2 separate regions of the Mus musculus genome follow, and region 2 is linked to region 1. The links are chromatin contacts, found by POLR2A ChIA-PET in ENCODE. All regions are on one chromosome and are shown on one strand. The core of a region is the stretch at or near the end of the contact, and the rest is flanking DNA. Distances in the headings are between cores, read along the strand shown.

The links. ChIA-PET counts read pairs that join two places held with the same protein, here RNA polymerase II (POLR2A).
Region 2: POLR2A ChIA-PET joins it to region 1 with 22 read pairs in Patski. The contact joins the promoter of Spsb1 here to the promoter of Slc25a33 in region 1. POLR2A ChIA-PET finds 5 or more read pairs at or near these places in 4 of 5 experiments (Patski and embryonic stem cell).

Annotation. Positions count from the first base shown.
Region 1 is chr4:149,772,197-149,779,307 of GRCm38, forward strand. Slc25a33 (solute carrier family 25, member 33) reads right to left here and starts at 2,071. Exons shown (of 7, transcript NM_027460.2): 1 at 1,804-2,071. The coding sequence starts at 1,859. It overlaps Gm13073 (a long non-coding RNA gene), which reads right to left. Exons shown (of 2, transcript XR_881587.3): 2 at 6,184-7,111.
Region 2 is chr4:149,949,159-149,956,680 of GRCm38, forward strand. Spsb1 (splA/ryanodine receptor domain and SOCS box containing 1) reads right to left here and starts at 5,848. Exons shown (of 3, transcript NM_029035.2): 1 at 5,695-5,848.

The sequences.
Region 1 (7,111 bases), core at 821-3,320:
CAAACAAGGGAAACCAACAGATTTTAAAAGCAAGATCTCAGACTTCTCAAAGGCATTGAACTTAGCTCTCTGGAGAGATGCCAGCTAACAACAGAGGAAAGGGCTTACCAGACCCCTGGGCTGACAACTTTTAACTATAGTCTGTGCCCTCTTTATACTGACTCCTTTCATGCTCTACCTTAAAAGGTGTTTTAGGCTAAAATCCAATTAGAGCTCTGAAAGCAGCTTTTTGAGGGTTCATTTCTTTTCTCATCTGCAAGCACAGAGATCTTAAATGGCTAATGAAGGAACCAGAACTTGTTAAACACCACTGCTTCAGGCACAGCACTAATAAACTCCCTGCCTCTTAATGAGTCCCGCAAGCCTCACTGCCCATTGCAGTATTCTCTATCAGCACGTAAGAGGCTGGAATTGGCAGCCAGAGGGCACTGTGAAGGGTGTGCAGGGAAATCCATCCAGACAGGGTCATCAACTATAGTAGTGAGCCTCAACACAGGCCACTCTGAAACTCCCCCAGTTAAGAGCAGGCAGACATACAACATAAGAGACCACTCAGTTAAAAAAGAAAAGAAAAGAAAAAGTATAACAAACAAACAAAACAACCCATTGAGTATAAACTTATTTCTCTTGGCTTTAAAAATATGCCTAACAGACTTTAAGTTCCCTGGGATGACACATTTATATAAAGTGAGGGTGCCTTCTAAGGCTTACTCTCAAAGGTTAATACCAATGAAGACATGGATAGGAGGAATGAAGGCCTGACAGAAATGGATGAACAAGAAATTCCTCCTGCCTAGGCACAACCATTAAAGCTATCTGACGGGTGAAAGGTACTGCCAGCCTGCCAGGTAAAAGGACCAAGGCACCAGAAACCCTTTCATCACCGTTATTTTCTGGATAACCCTTTCATTAACCATTACTTTCTAGTATATGGAACTGTTTAGGTCCAGTTATAGTTCTCAAGTGAAGATGATAACACAGGAAAAACGCTGCATGTTATGTAAAACTTAAATAGCTGGGCTAAATCTCAAAGAGCTCTTCATGACCCCAGGGCTGGGGACACAGCTCCATAGATAGTTTGAAAAACCAGCACCAAAAGGGTCCCAAGCCACTAGCAGCTATGACAAAAGGAAAAGAAAAATACTATTTAAAAAAGAAAACCCCAAACTTTCGTTTTTTTAGGGGGTTAATTCAGCTCCTAGTTGTATCCTCCTATCATGATGTGTTCCTCCACTGAAAATCACTGAAAGGTGCTTTAGGATCGATTAGCACTGACCAACCTTCCGAGGTCCCCATTTACCGTCCCACGTGGTGCAGACCAGCATCCGTTCCCCCCCAACCCCCCATACTCCGCAGGGCAGGCCACGGGCTGCCCTGCGACACCTGCCCGCAGCTCTGACCCAGCGCAGTACCTCCTGGGCTAGCTGCCCCGGGACCTCCAGCATCCGCACCTCTGCAGCGGTGAGTGACCGCAGCGTGATCAGGAAAACGCCAGGAGGCCGGAGCCACAGGGGCTCGGCGCGATCGCCCCTGGTGACAGTCACACCAGCCAGGAATTGTTCAAAAGGAGAATACGGCGAGAGGCGGCCGGTGGGTGGGGGATGGGACCGCGGACGCGCCGGGTGGAAAGCCGCCGTGCCGGCTGACCCCGCGGTGGGGACGCCGAAGCCACGACCCTCCTGGGCTGCCCGTCCTGGCTTCACCCCAGTCCGCGACGGACGGGAAACGCGGATTCCCAAGGCCACGGCACGCAGGGGGAGAAGGCCGGGGCTGAGGCGAGAGCAGCTCGGGCCCCAGACTCACCCGCCGGCGAAGAGATGAAGCAGCGTGTTCTCTTTCTGCTGAGTGCCCGTCGCCATGGCCGCGCCGGCTCCGCGGCCCGCCGCAGCCGCTCGTGGGACGCGCGAGGTCTTGAGCTCCGCTGGCTTCGCTGCCTTCCTCAGGCAGCCGCCGACGCGCCCATGCGCGCGGGAGGCCCAGGCGCCCGGCTCCCTCCGCGGCGTCGCGCCCGGCCAGTCAGCGGCCTCTGCGGCGCTTTCCAGCCGCTAGGCAGAGAGCCTAGCGCGCGGCCGTCACGTGGCGGAGGCCGGGCCGTGACGTCGCGGGGCGCGGCGCGGCGGAGGTGTGGGCCCGGATCCCGTACGCCTATTGGACGGCAGGTGGATGTGGGCGTGGCGGTCGTGCAACGCGGGGCGGGATCAGGCCCCGAAGGGCTGCTCAGGATAATAAGAGGATGACCAGCAAACTGGTCAAAGCTGCTTGGTCCTTCTCAGAGGCTGGAAACTGAGTGTGTAACCATGCCCTATGCTCCAAACCTCTTCTTCTTTTTCTTCTTTTTAAAATTATGTTTATGTGTGTGTGATTTGTTTTTTTTTAAGACAGTCTTACATTGCAGTCCTGGACTGCCTGGAACTTGCCATGTAGACCAAGCTTGGCCTCAAATTCACATTTTATCCGCCTGCCTCTGCCTCCCAAGTGCTGGGCCTAAAGGCGTGCGCCACCACTACCCAGCACCTTGGAACTTTCTATGTAGACCAAGATAACCTCGAAGTCACATTGATCCTTTTGCCTCTGCCTCTCCAGTGCTGAGATTACCCAGCTGTTTTTTGTGGTTTTTATTGTGTGTTTTTAAGGGATGTCATGGGTTCACACATGCCACTGTCTAATGGTGAAGACCAGAGCACAGCTTGCAGGAGTCAGTTTTGCCTATTCATCATGCAGGTCCCAGGAATTGACTTGTTTTTTGAGACAGGGTTTCTCTGTGTAGTTCTAGGTGTTCTGGAACTTACTGTGTAGACCAAACTGGCCTCAAACTCACAGATCTACCTGCTTCTGCCTCCTGAGTGCTGTGATTGAAGGCATGAGCCACCATGCCTCACGGGTCCCAGGAATTGGACTCAAGTTGTCGGATTTGGCTGCAAGTACATTTACCCTGAGCTCCCGATCTTTTTAAGAATTTCATTCTGTAATATTTCCATGTATAAACATGTATGGTGATTACATATTACATCTCACAGCTCTGAGCTTAAATAGGAAAAAAAAAAAAAAAACACGTCACCTAAACAGCCTGCCCTCCTCTAGCCTACCCTTAGTGTTTTGTGTGTTCTTGATCTTTCTATAAATAGCATTATATTTGGTATGTATTTTGCAGTGTGAATTTTGTACTGTGTGCGCTGATGCTCGGACTTGAGCGACCCAGATCGCTCCTCCCCTTAAATATCCTGGACCACTGCCACAGTGAGCCTGGCATCTTCTTACCTCCAGGTCTGGCTCTTGGCTGGGCTTTGCCTGGTTGCCCTGGCAGCACCCTGATCACATGGCTTCGGTGACTCCATGTGGGCTCGTGTACTCACTCTGTTTTATTCAAACTGTTTGTCCCATTCTGGAATGCAAGCTCCATGGGAGTGGGGGGCCTTGTTTTTACACTTCATGGTTGTTCTTAACAGATTGTTCCTGTCACGGTACCTGCCACCTAGTACTGCCCAGGGAACTAATAAACAAATGTCCTAGATTGAACTGATCATTCTACTCCTCCCCCAAGCCTGCTCAGTCTCTTCTGTTCCCTGCCCTGGTAGTGACTCTATATTCTGCACAGGCACCAAGGCCATTAATGTCAGCTTCTAAACTGACTCATACTCTCTCCCTTCCCCTCCCTCCCTCCCTCCCTCCCTCTCTTCCCTCTTTCTTACTTTCTCCCTTCTTCTGCTTCTGACACTTCTAGCTCTGACAAGTCTTGGAACTCATCCTTTCCTTCCTTCCTTCCCCCTCCCCTGCTAGGGACTCCAGGTCTGTGTGTGTCCCACCAACTCTGCAGCTGAGAGGAAGCTGTCCCCACAGGCCACTCCTTTGCTCCTTTACCTTCCAGAGTATTCGGATGCAGAACACACCAACCCATTGTCTTCCGTCTCCCACATCTGATGAGAAGCACCGCCTTTAACCGGCTGAGCTGCCAGACGTCCTGTGTGTACACAGAGGGAAACTGGAGTAGGAGGCGAGCTGTGAGCAAACACGGCAGATCTGTATTTGATAGTGGGCATTGCTTAGAAACAACTGCTAGGCTCAGTCACCTGCAAACACAGTGATTGCTCTATAGTAAAGCCATTGCTGCCAGGCAGAGCTGGGCATAGCAGCGATCCAAATCTGGGCATAGAGTTCAGTGGTAGAGCGGAGCTCTCCATGTGGGAGGATCCATACCAGCTACACTCTAATATTGGACAAAGGAAAGGAAAAGGTGAGATTCTTCATCTTTCTTGTATCTACCAAATCCTTCGCTTTCGTTGCTTAGGAAATGAGAGCTTACTTTAGCTGACATAGATTTTTAAGTCTTTTTTTTTTTTTTTTTTTTTTGGTTTTTCGAGACAGGGTTTCTCTGTGTAGCCTTGGCTGTCCTGGAACTCACTCTGTAGACCAGGCTGGCCTTGAATTCAGAAATCTGCCTGTCTCTGCCTCCCAAGTACTGGGACTAAAGGTGTGCGCCACCACTGCCCGGCTGATTTTTAAGTCTTTTAATAAAAAAAAAAATTATGTGTATAAATATATCACATGTATGCCTAGTGTCCAAGAAGACCAGAAGAGGCAGTCAGATCCCCTGGATCTGGGGTTACAGAAAGTCCCAAACCACCACATCAGTGCTGGGGACAGAACTCAGGTCCTCTCCAAGGGTAGGCTGAGCCACCTCTCCAGCCCCAGTAAAAGGAGGTTTGTAGGGTAGTGGGGAACTTAAGCAGGGTGCTGCCAGGCTGTTAACTAGAAGGGAGTTGTCCCTCTCTGTGCAGGATTTTGGGGTTTGCTTGTCTATTTGTCTGACTGTCTGTTCAGAGACAAGGTCTCACTATGTAGCACTGGCCAGCCTGCAACTCTCTCTATATGGGCAAAGCTAAGCTTGAACTCACAGAACTCTGCCTGCCTACCTCAGCCACCCAAGCACCGCGCCATGCCCCATCCTAGACTGGACTTTAAACCAGAGGAGGTGCCACCCTGGGAACCCACCCCTTTCCTTGGCTCTAACCCTTCGGCAGAGCCAGTCTCCTGGCTTCTTCTCCTCGGGCCTGCCAGTGCAGTGCTGAGCTGGACACACAGCTGAGACTCCAGCCTGCTTGTCAGCAAGGCAGCTTGCCTGCGAGAGCTTTTCCAAGGTCCTTCACGTCCACTATCACTGCAGACCCATGTTGTTGGCAGCCCTGTTGTTTTGTTCCCTCTCGTAGACAAGCAGGACACATCCACCCAAGGTCAACAGCTAAATTGGTGGCTGATGCAACGCTCTGTCATGCCTCAGAGTTTTTGAATGAGCTGTTTCTGATTCCGGGATGCCAGCCTTCCTCCACTGCGCAGGTTCCTGCTGGACCTACAGTACCTCTCCTTCCTCCTCCCTGGACTAAGTATTAAGCCAGCTCAGAGATTGGCCTCCTCGTGAAGCGTGTCTAGTCCCTCTTGGCTCCTGTTTCCTGGAAGGATTTGACTACAGCACCTGTACTACGGAACTACAGCAGGAGGTTGTGAACCACTTGAATTTACTCCCTGGTGTGTCCCTTGCTGGGAAGGAAGAACTCGGGCAGCATTTTCAGAGGGAAGTCTGGGAATTTTTGTTGACATCTGTGAATAAGTTATTTGGCTCAGCAATGCCACATGGCAAGAGCTGTTGGTTTCCGTTGTTTAACACATCTACTGTTTAAATCAGTACTTCAGGCTCCTTGGGTACAGCAGAGATGGAAATGGACACAAATCCTTCGCTTTGGGACAGTGGCAGTGTGCTTGCACAAAGCATTGTGTATTGAATCCAGCATGGCATGAAAACCCGAGCATGGGCTGGAGAGCTGGCTCAGCAGTTAAGAGCACTGGCTGCTCTTCCAGAGGATCCAGGTTAGATTGCCAGCATCCACATGTACAGGTTATGTTTACAACTGCCTGTAACTCCAGTCCAATGGGATCCAATGCCCTCTCTTCTGGCCTCCAAAGGCACCAGGCACACAGTCGTACACAGACATGTATGCAGGCAAAACACATATGCATAAAAATAGATGATAGGTAGATAGATAGATAAATAAAAATGGTCATGGTGGTATATGTTTGTAATCCCTGAATGTAAGAGGTCGGTCATCCTTGGTTACACAGTGAGTTCTATGCCAGCCTGAGCTATATAAAACTTTTTCTCAAAAACAAGACTAAAAACAACAAAATACACAATTAAATTCAGCAATTACAGAAAATATATGAGCAAATGGCTTATAATCCCGAACCATGAAGCTGGTTTAACATGGGAGCATCAATAATATACCATAGCAGATTAACAGAAGAACAAAGGGAGAGTGTCAATAAACACAGAAAGTGTTTGTCACGAGTGCACACTATTCTCGATAAAAAGGACTCAGCAATCTTCCTGCTGTCTAAGCCAGGCGTGGCAGTACACACCTATAATCCTAACCCTTGTTTGCTGTCGCGGCGAGTCACCGAGGATTGTAGAAACCTCTTATTTTTCTCTGTCTGTGTAAAAAATAAGAAAGTGGGAAAAGCCAAGTCTTGCCACAGCCAATTAAAAATAATTATTTTATGTGTTTGGGTGTTCTGCTTGCATGCATATCTGTGTACCACCTGTGTGCCAGATCCCCTGAGAGGACAGAAAAGAGCATCAGGCTCCCTGGAACTGGAATCCCAGAAAGTCATGAGACACCATGTGGGGGCTGGGAAGTGAATTCAGGTCTTCTGCAAGAGCAGCCAGTGCTGTTAACCAGGGAGCCATCTCTCCAGCTCCCTCAGCCAAAGTGGTTCCCTCCCGCCCCCCGAGACAGAGTTTCTCTGTGTAGCCTTGGCTGTCCTGGAACTCCCTCTGTAGACCAGGCTGGCCTTGAACTCAGAAATCCACCTGCCTCTGCCTCCCAAGTGCTGGGATTAAAGGCGTGGCCACCACTGCCCGGCCCGGCCAGCCAAGTTTTATTAAAAGCAGAAGTGCGTGCGCAGACAGACAGACAGACAGACAGACAGACACACACACACACACACACACACACACACAGAGAGAGAGAGAGAGAGAGAGAACAAAGCACATAGAGAGACAGCTTCTTAGGTGGGAAGGAGACCTAAGGTAGTGTCGGAGTTTAATCTCAGAGACAAACAT
Region 2 (7,522 bases), core at 4,598-7,097, 180 kb after region 1:
GGAGACGGCCACCCTTGGCCTCTCTCAAACCCTTGATGGGGTGCTCATCTCTGGAAACCCTCTGAGAGATACCTCGCTGCTTCCAATTCATCATCTCTCCCTGGCTGAACACATTTCAGACAGGTTTCCATTTGACCCTGGTCTTGCCACATGGGGCCGAGAGTCAATGTGGTGATTATGCCGGCTGCTGTACTTTCTGTTCCAGTAAATAACCCCAGGAGATGTTCAGGGACCCTCTGCACCCGCTAAGTTGGGTCTAAGCTAAAACGTCACTGACCACGTGACCTGTCAGCCCCTCTGGGAAGAGAAGACCACAATGGCATTCCAGCCTCCTGGAATGGAGTCAGCTCACAGACAACACCCACTAGTCCCTGGGTTCTCTGATTACTTCCTGTCCCCTAGTGTACAGCCAGCCGTCCTGGTCAAAGACCTTAAGGCCCTTTGGGGAGGCCTGGCTGAAAAATTAAGAGTGTATACTTTCTTCGTAAGTGACTTGGGTGTACCTGGGTAGGCCCAGCCTCCCTGTCATGGAGCTCAGGCGGGACGAGTTGCGGATCCACGCGTCTGGTTTTATGATCCGAGTTATGCTTTCCAGTTCGCTCACCCTGGAAGCCTTTTGCTTGTACAGTCAAGAAGGCAGCAGGCTTCTCGTCTACTTCACCCCTAGGAACATGGTGATTAACTCTCCAGCCCCATAGGTCTGCACGAGCCAGACAGCTGTGATTGCTGCTTTGCTCGACCGCCCATTATGGTAATTACTAATTACACCCACCGTGCCCTTGGAGGTTGAGTGCCACCTCTCAGCCTCCTCCCCCATCTGTACTGACTTGAGAGTTCTCAGTGACGGGTCCCACAGAAGGTCAGAGAAGACCAACAAGCACTTCAGAGTGGGTCTCCCAAATCTATTTCCCAGAGTACTGGAGGGAGGAAGCCCATCTGCTGGGCCCCCCCAGGATGGGCAGTGAGGCTTGAAGTGGGAGAGATCCGCTCCTCTGGAACCCCGATCTTTTCCAGCTGCTGCGGACCCTTCCTCCACCCAACCCAGAGAGACTTGGCATCTCCAGTTCTGACACAGTGTGCCAGCTTTCCATGTTTCAGCCGGCCAAGCCAACCTGTTAACGTCCTTCCCAACTCCTGGTCTGCAACATTAAACGAAGAACCTCGGCCTCAATCAAGTCAGCAGACCCAACTCTATGTTCCCTGCCACCAGGACCCCAGACCCACAAAAATCTACCCCCATAGGCTTGTAGATTCCTCCTAGGAAATTAGGAGGCACAGACATTTCTTTGGAAGGCAGCTCACTGTGCACAGGTAAGATGGCCCAAAGGGAGGTGACCCCAAGGGAGAGCACCTTTGCTCCTTAAGGGTGGGATGACAGGTAGGGGATGCCGATGCTCACAGCTCAGAGGTGCCATGATGTTTAGTCTTCCTGGTCAACTTGACAGGATTTAGGATCACCTCAGAGACTAGTGTGTCTGTGAGGCTGTTTCAAGAGGAGGGAAGACCAGCCTTGGATGTAAGTGTCACCGCCCAAGACGGGCTAACTGAACAGGATAAAGCCAGCTGAGCATGGGCACCTATCTCACTGTTTTCTGACCGTGGACACCATGACACCAGGAACCTCTGGCTTCTGTGCTTACACCTTCCCCAAGATGATGAAACTGCCTTTCCTTTAAGTTGTTCTTTGTTATATTTTCATATCTATGTATATATATATATATATGTATATATATGTATATATGTGTGTGTGTATATATATGTATACATATATATATGTATATGTACATATAACAAAATCAGATATTTCACCATAGCAATAAGAAAAGTAACTTACACAGGTGTAAATTTAACAATCAAGGTGGCCCCCAAAACAGCTGGAAGCTTCATAGCCACATAGCTAACGTGGCAAGCAGGGTTCACCGTGAGGGGCAGAGTAGAGACCTTGTCACAGGCAGGGTCCTCCCACCCTGAGACGCCAATCTCCCACTCAGCTGTCCTTCCGTGAGTGTGGAGGTCACATCCCAGTCACTACCCTCCTCCACCTTCAGCCCGGGGCACGCAGAAGTTGGGGGAAAGCAGGGGCTCCCAGCCCCTTCCAGCCATGGTCAGCTCTGCAAGCTGGAGAGCTAAGCTTGGATTGATGTCTGATCCAGCATTTGTTGACAAATCATCTCTCCTTCCTAACACCCAGGCCTGCCGTGACCCCTGCGTGAGCATTGCACAAGGTCTGCGACTCCACGGCCGGCCTCAGAGCGGGGCTGTGCCTTGGCGGCTTCTCTTGCCCAACTCTTCAGGGAGGCCAAGACGGCCTAAATCCATGTGGTTTGCCTCAGGATCCTCAGACTCATTGTTTTTAATATTAGGCAAGGAACAGAACTTTTACAATGCTAAATAAGCCAGGCGCTGCCCAGCGGCTCTGAAGAGCAGAGCGGCACCAAACTGGAGCCCCCATGGGCTGCTGGCAGCACGGTCATGGTCATCGACAGAATATAGATAGCATCATCTTCTCCTTCAAAGTGCAGAAAGTGAAGACACACAAGATGGCACACAAACCTTCCCCTCATACAGAGTCACGGGGTCTGTTTTTAGCCCAACTCTCCCCTTTAATACACCTTACAAGGTACCATAGGAAAGGCAACATATTTCTGCTTCTGAATATTCCAACATGTATGTATGCAGGTATACGTACATGTATGTGCACATGATGACCCTCAGAACTGGTGAAGAAAGGTGAAGGCGTGTTCATTCCATTATCATTTCCAGTCTTGGAGAGATGGCTCAGCGACTAAGAGCACCGACGCCCCTTCCAGAGGTCCTGAGTTCGATTCCCAGCAACCCCACGGTGTTACACATTATCTTTTCTACAAGTCTATAATTGAGTTTTTTGCAGCAACAACAGAAAAATCCACTTATAAAGTTAACAGGGGCTATCAAGATGGTTCAGCAGACAAAGTGCCACAAACTGGCACACACACACACATGCACACACATGCTATGGCATATGTGCACCCCCTACACACACACAGTACACACTCGATAATAACACAAACTTGCTGAAGGGACAGGGAAGGCACAAGAGAGTTACACTGCCATGGTGATGGTGACTGGATTGAAGTTTTGACTCCACCCTTCAATGGCAAACAGACCTTGGTTAAGTAACCTGCTGGGGCAGAGGGGGGTGGAAGCGGTGAGCGCCCAATCCAAGCACCTCAGAAGTGTAGACAATGCAATGTGTCAAGCACTTGGCTTGGAGGCTGCCACCAGTGCCAGCCGTTGCCCAGCAGGAGTGCGATGAGAGCTCACAGCAGAGCCCAATGGCGGGGATGCCATCTGCAGAAGGGTGGGCACGGCACTGAGAGCCCCGGGTGATAGGCAGCCTTTTGCTCTTGCTCTCACTAATCTGGCTTGCAGGGAACGCAGGGACTGTGTGCTGGCGCCCAGACCCATGGAGGCATACCTGCCATGCACTGTGCATCCTAACAAAAAGATGAATCAATTCATGAATATTGGCCACACACTATTTCTGAAAGAGACTGGTGTGAAGTCCCTAGATTAAACTCACAACACTATGAGAAGCGCCTGGGGAGCAAGGAGAAATTCAACATCTCTGCTGATTCCAAGGGGACCCATTTTATGCAGCAGCCACGAGGAATCCATTGAAGGGTGTGTCCACCCTTGCTGGCACAGCCTCGCACTCAAGAAGCCTAATTTACCCCCTAAGTGACTTCACCCAGGGCCCCAGGCAAGAACCAGCCTTCCTAAGACTGACAGTTATGGCTTCTCCCCAGGTTTTGGTCTGGCTGATTTGAGTGGGATACAGGCTAAGGAAGAAAAAGGCTTGTAAAGTTTCCGGATTCAGAAACTCCATATCTCCCATCTAGATAACATCTTCGATCTATTGGAAGAAGTGTTCCCTGCAGTAAAAGGAGAAGAACTGTTTCAGATGATCTAATCCAGCCCGTCAGTTTGCAGATAACTGGCCTATGACCTCAGAGCTAGGGACAGTAAGCAACAGCCAGGATTTTTGTCTTGGTGCATAGCCCTGGCTGTGCACTTTGGCTAAATCACCCAACCTCTCTGGGCCTCCACTGGGAAAGGGTTGGTCTGGGCAGATAGTCTCTAAATGATGTTGGGATTCTCTGACTGAATGGTTCCCTCTGTCTGTACCACTAATGTTAGTGTAGTGCTTTCTGCCTCCCAGAGATGCGAGCTGGGAAGGCGTAGGGCAGAAAGGAAAAGGCAATCCCACTCTCTCCTAGAGTCTAACAATTAGGAAGAAAGCCAACTCCCTCCAGGCCATCCTACCTCAGCGTGTGTGTGTGTGTGTGTGTGTGTGTGTGTGTGTGTGTGTGTGTGTGTGTGTGAGTGTGTGTGTGTATGTGTGTGTGTGTGTGTGTGTACCCACATACACACACACACACACACATACACACACACACTCGTCGGCGATCCTAAACCTTCAAGGACACCAAGCCTTCATCATGGGGGCTGGCGCTCTTACCATAAACACCTGTTAAAACTCAGCTCATGAGCAGTTTCTGATGTTACTAACTAAAGTGTTTAATTAACTATTACTCACTCAGGAAGCAGCTTCTGCCAGCTCACCACCACACTGTACAGCTTGAGTTCAGAGAAAAAGAGAGAGGAGCCTGAGCCCCGCTCAGCTGGCAGGAGCTTCCCTGGAAAGGTGCCAGCCAGCACTCCAGCAATACCCCACTTACCAAAACCAACCAAGCAAGGGGAGTTATACTCCACAACCTTCCAGAGCCAATGGCCAGCCCCACTACTGTTCACAGACAGGCAAGAACATTTAGGAAACACACATATTCACAACGATACACAACAACAGACACGAACAGAAACTCACAAGGTCACACTCTCATTCGCAAAAGCACACACAACTTCCTGGCTGGCAAACATCTTCACAGGCACCATTTGTGAACATTCAGTCTTTGCCATGGCACATCCTTAAACTTGGAGATTAGCAAGTCCTCGCACACTCGTCAGGCGCGGGACAACTCATCCTCTGCTCTACCATCCGATTCAGGCTGCTCTTGTTTCTCTGTTTCCATCGATTTCCTGACATAACCTCGGTTGCCCGGAGAAGCATCGGCGGCTCCGGGGTGGCTGGCGCCGCGCGCAGTGTCACCAGGCAGTCTCCCAGAGAGAGGCGCTACGGGGGCCGGATCGGGAAGGGGGACTAGGGCCGCTACAAATCAGAGCCCGGACTGGCGGGAAAAGCGAAACTAACTTAACTCAGCAGGGTCGCGATGCATGGGGCAGAAGGGGTCCCCTCGACTTTGGCGATGGGAGTCCCCCTCAACAATCAGAACCCTAAGGCGCCCTGGGACTAAGGAGAGCCCCAGGCCTCTTTCTCGGTTTGCAGCCTAGGCTCATCTTAGGGAGCGACTGTCCCCGCTCCACTGAGGTCCCCACCCAATGCCGCCCCCGCAGGTGGGACCCCAGAGCCTCCGCAGCAGAAGCGGCAGCGCACTGGGCGGCGCCCGGCCCCTCTCCGGGGACCCAAGATCGATCATGGCTCCACGCCGGGTGCCCACCCTATGCCCACGCTCTGCCCCGCGCCCACCCTCTCAGTTCTCTCAGCGTGGTGGTCCCCGTGTCTCCCCCATCCCCGGATCCCAGAGCCCGAACGCGCGCCCACCCAACCGGTCTTCGGTGTCCCATGCCGCCTACCGCGCACAGAGAGGCCGCAGCTCTTGGAGCTCCGGAGGCTCGCGGTGCCCAGGGCCGCGCCCGCTGCAGAGAGCGAAGTCGCTTCCTCCCCGTGGCCCCGGCGCCAGCGCCTGGAGCTGGTTCCTGCAGCAAGCGCGCGGGCCGCTCGAGCGCGACTCCTGCGCTGAGAAGAAAAAGCCACCGACAGCTCTAAGGTGGGAGGGCGGAGAAAAAAGAAGGACGCGCCGTGGGCGGGGCTTGTACGCTCCACCCCGCCTCCATTTGCCCTGCCACGCCCCATGTCACGCTCCTTCACCACGCCCCGCCTCAGGTCACGCCCTTTTTATCGCAACCCTCCCTTCTGCCTGGCGCTCCTCACAGCCCTCCCCTCCGCACTTTCCCGCTTAGCCCCGCCCTACACCACGCCCCTTCTCCTGCCACGCCCCTCTACTTTCCGACCCAGCGCTGGGTTTCCTAGCGTTGAGCGGCGCTGGTCGCCCGAGAGCCCGGAGCGCGCAGGGCTCTGAGGCAGGGCAGGCTTGGGGCTTTGCGAACTCTGTAGCCCCCGATACCACCTTCTTGCAGAAGGGCTGTAGGCTCAGACATACATCGCTCTGCCTTGGCCTCTGCAGCAAGAGCTTTGATTCCTCTGGAGAAGTTTTTAGGAAAGGCTGGACCTAAGGCCAGGATCATAATAACAGAAAACCTGCGCGGGGGCTGCGGTGGTGTCCAGCACTGTATTGAGGAGCTGAGGTTCATTCTTTAGGGAAAAAATGTTTGGCAGGGTGAGGTTATAGCAGTAATCACAGGAGCAAGATCTTGCTTAACTCGTTTGAAACTCCGGGTTAAGGTTCTGTAATGCTGTCGTGCAAAGGAACTGTCTATGAGTCCATGTGTAATCCGGCTGCTCTATACTTACTGTTTCCGCGCTCATGGAGACAGACAGGCAACTCAGAACTTCAAGACCCCGAGGTCCTGGTCGCATAGGCGTCCACAGTACCTAGACAATGAGTTTAGGATGGCACAAGCGACAGGGACTTCACATTAAAAGTACACCGTTAGAAGCTCTAGTCTGAAAGGGATTTTCCTTTCCCGTCATTACAGAAGAGAGTAGTCACAGGTGACTGAGGGAATTTTCACTCCCATCTTCGCGATATCCCCTTAAGATCTTCCCACTCCTCACCCATACGTGGGGAGGGATGCTAGAGAAGTTGCTATAAATACTGTGGCCGCTGAAGTTATTTAATCACTCACTGTAAAGACCCGAAGGGCCGGAGGCTACTGTGTAGATTCCAACCACCTCACTGTTGCCAATTTTGTTTGAAAACACAGAAGCTTCCAGACTGCTATGGACAAGGTGGGTCTGCGTGGGGAAAGCGGCCTCTCCGGGGCGCTATTGGCTCTTCGAGCAGGCAGCCTTGCCGGTGACTCAGGGGGGTGACTCCCTCCTGTTGGACTCTTCAAAGTCTGGGAATTTGAAGCATTCCCTGTGAGCACGGCAGCCACTGACCCATATAGCTTGGAAAGAGAGCATGTTCCATATGTTGAGCGAGAAGTACGTGTCCCTTATCAGGTGTGGTCGGTCACCTCACAGGGCAGGTACTGCAGCACTACACCTGGGACTATGTACTCTCTTCTAAGACTTGTCTTTTGCCTGGGGGAAAGCTTCCAGAACAGATGGAAGCTGTTTCAAATGGTTAGAATGGCAGCTGTCGGGGGGGCTGGAGAGATGGCTCAGTGGTTAAGAGCACTGACTGCTCTTCCAAAGGTCCTGAGTTCAAGTCCTAGCAACCACATGGTGGCTCACAACCATCTGTAATGGGATCTGATACCCTCTTCTGGTGTGTCT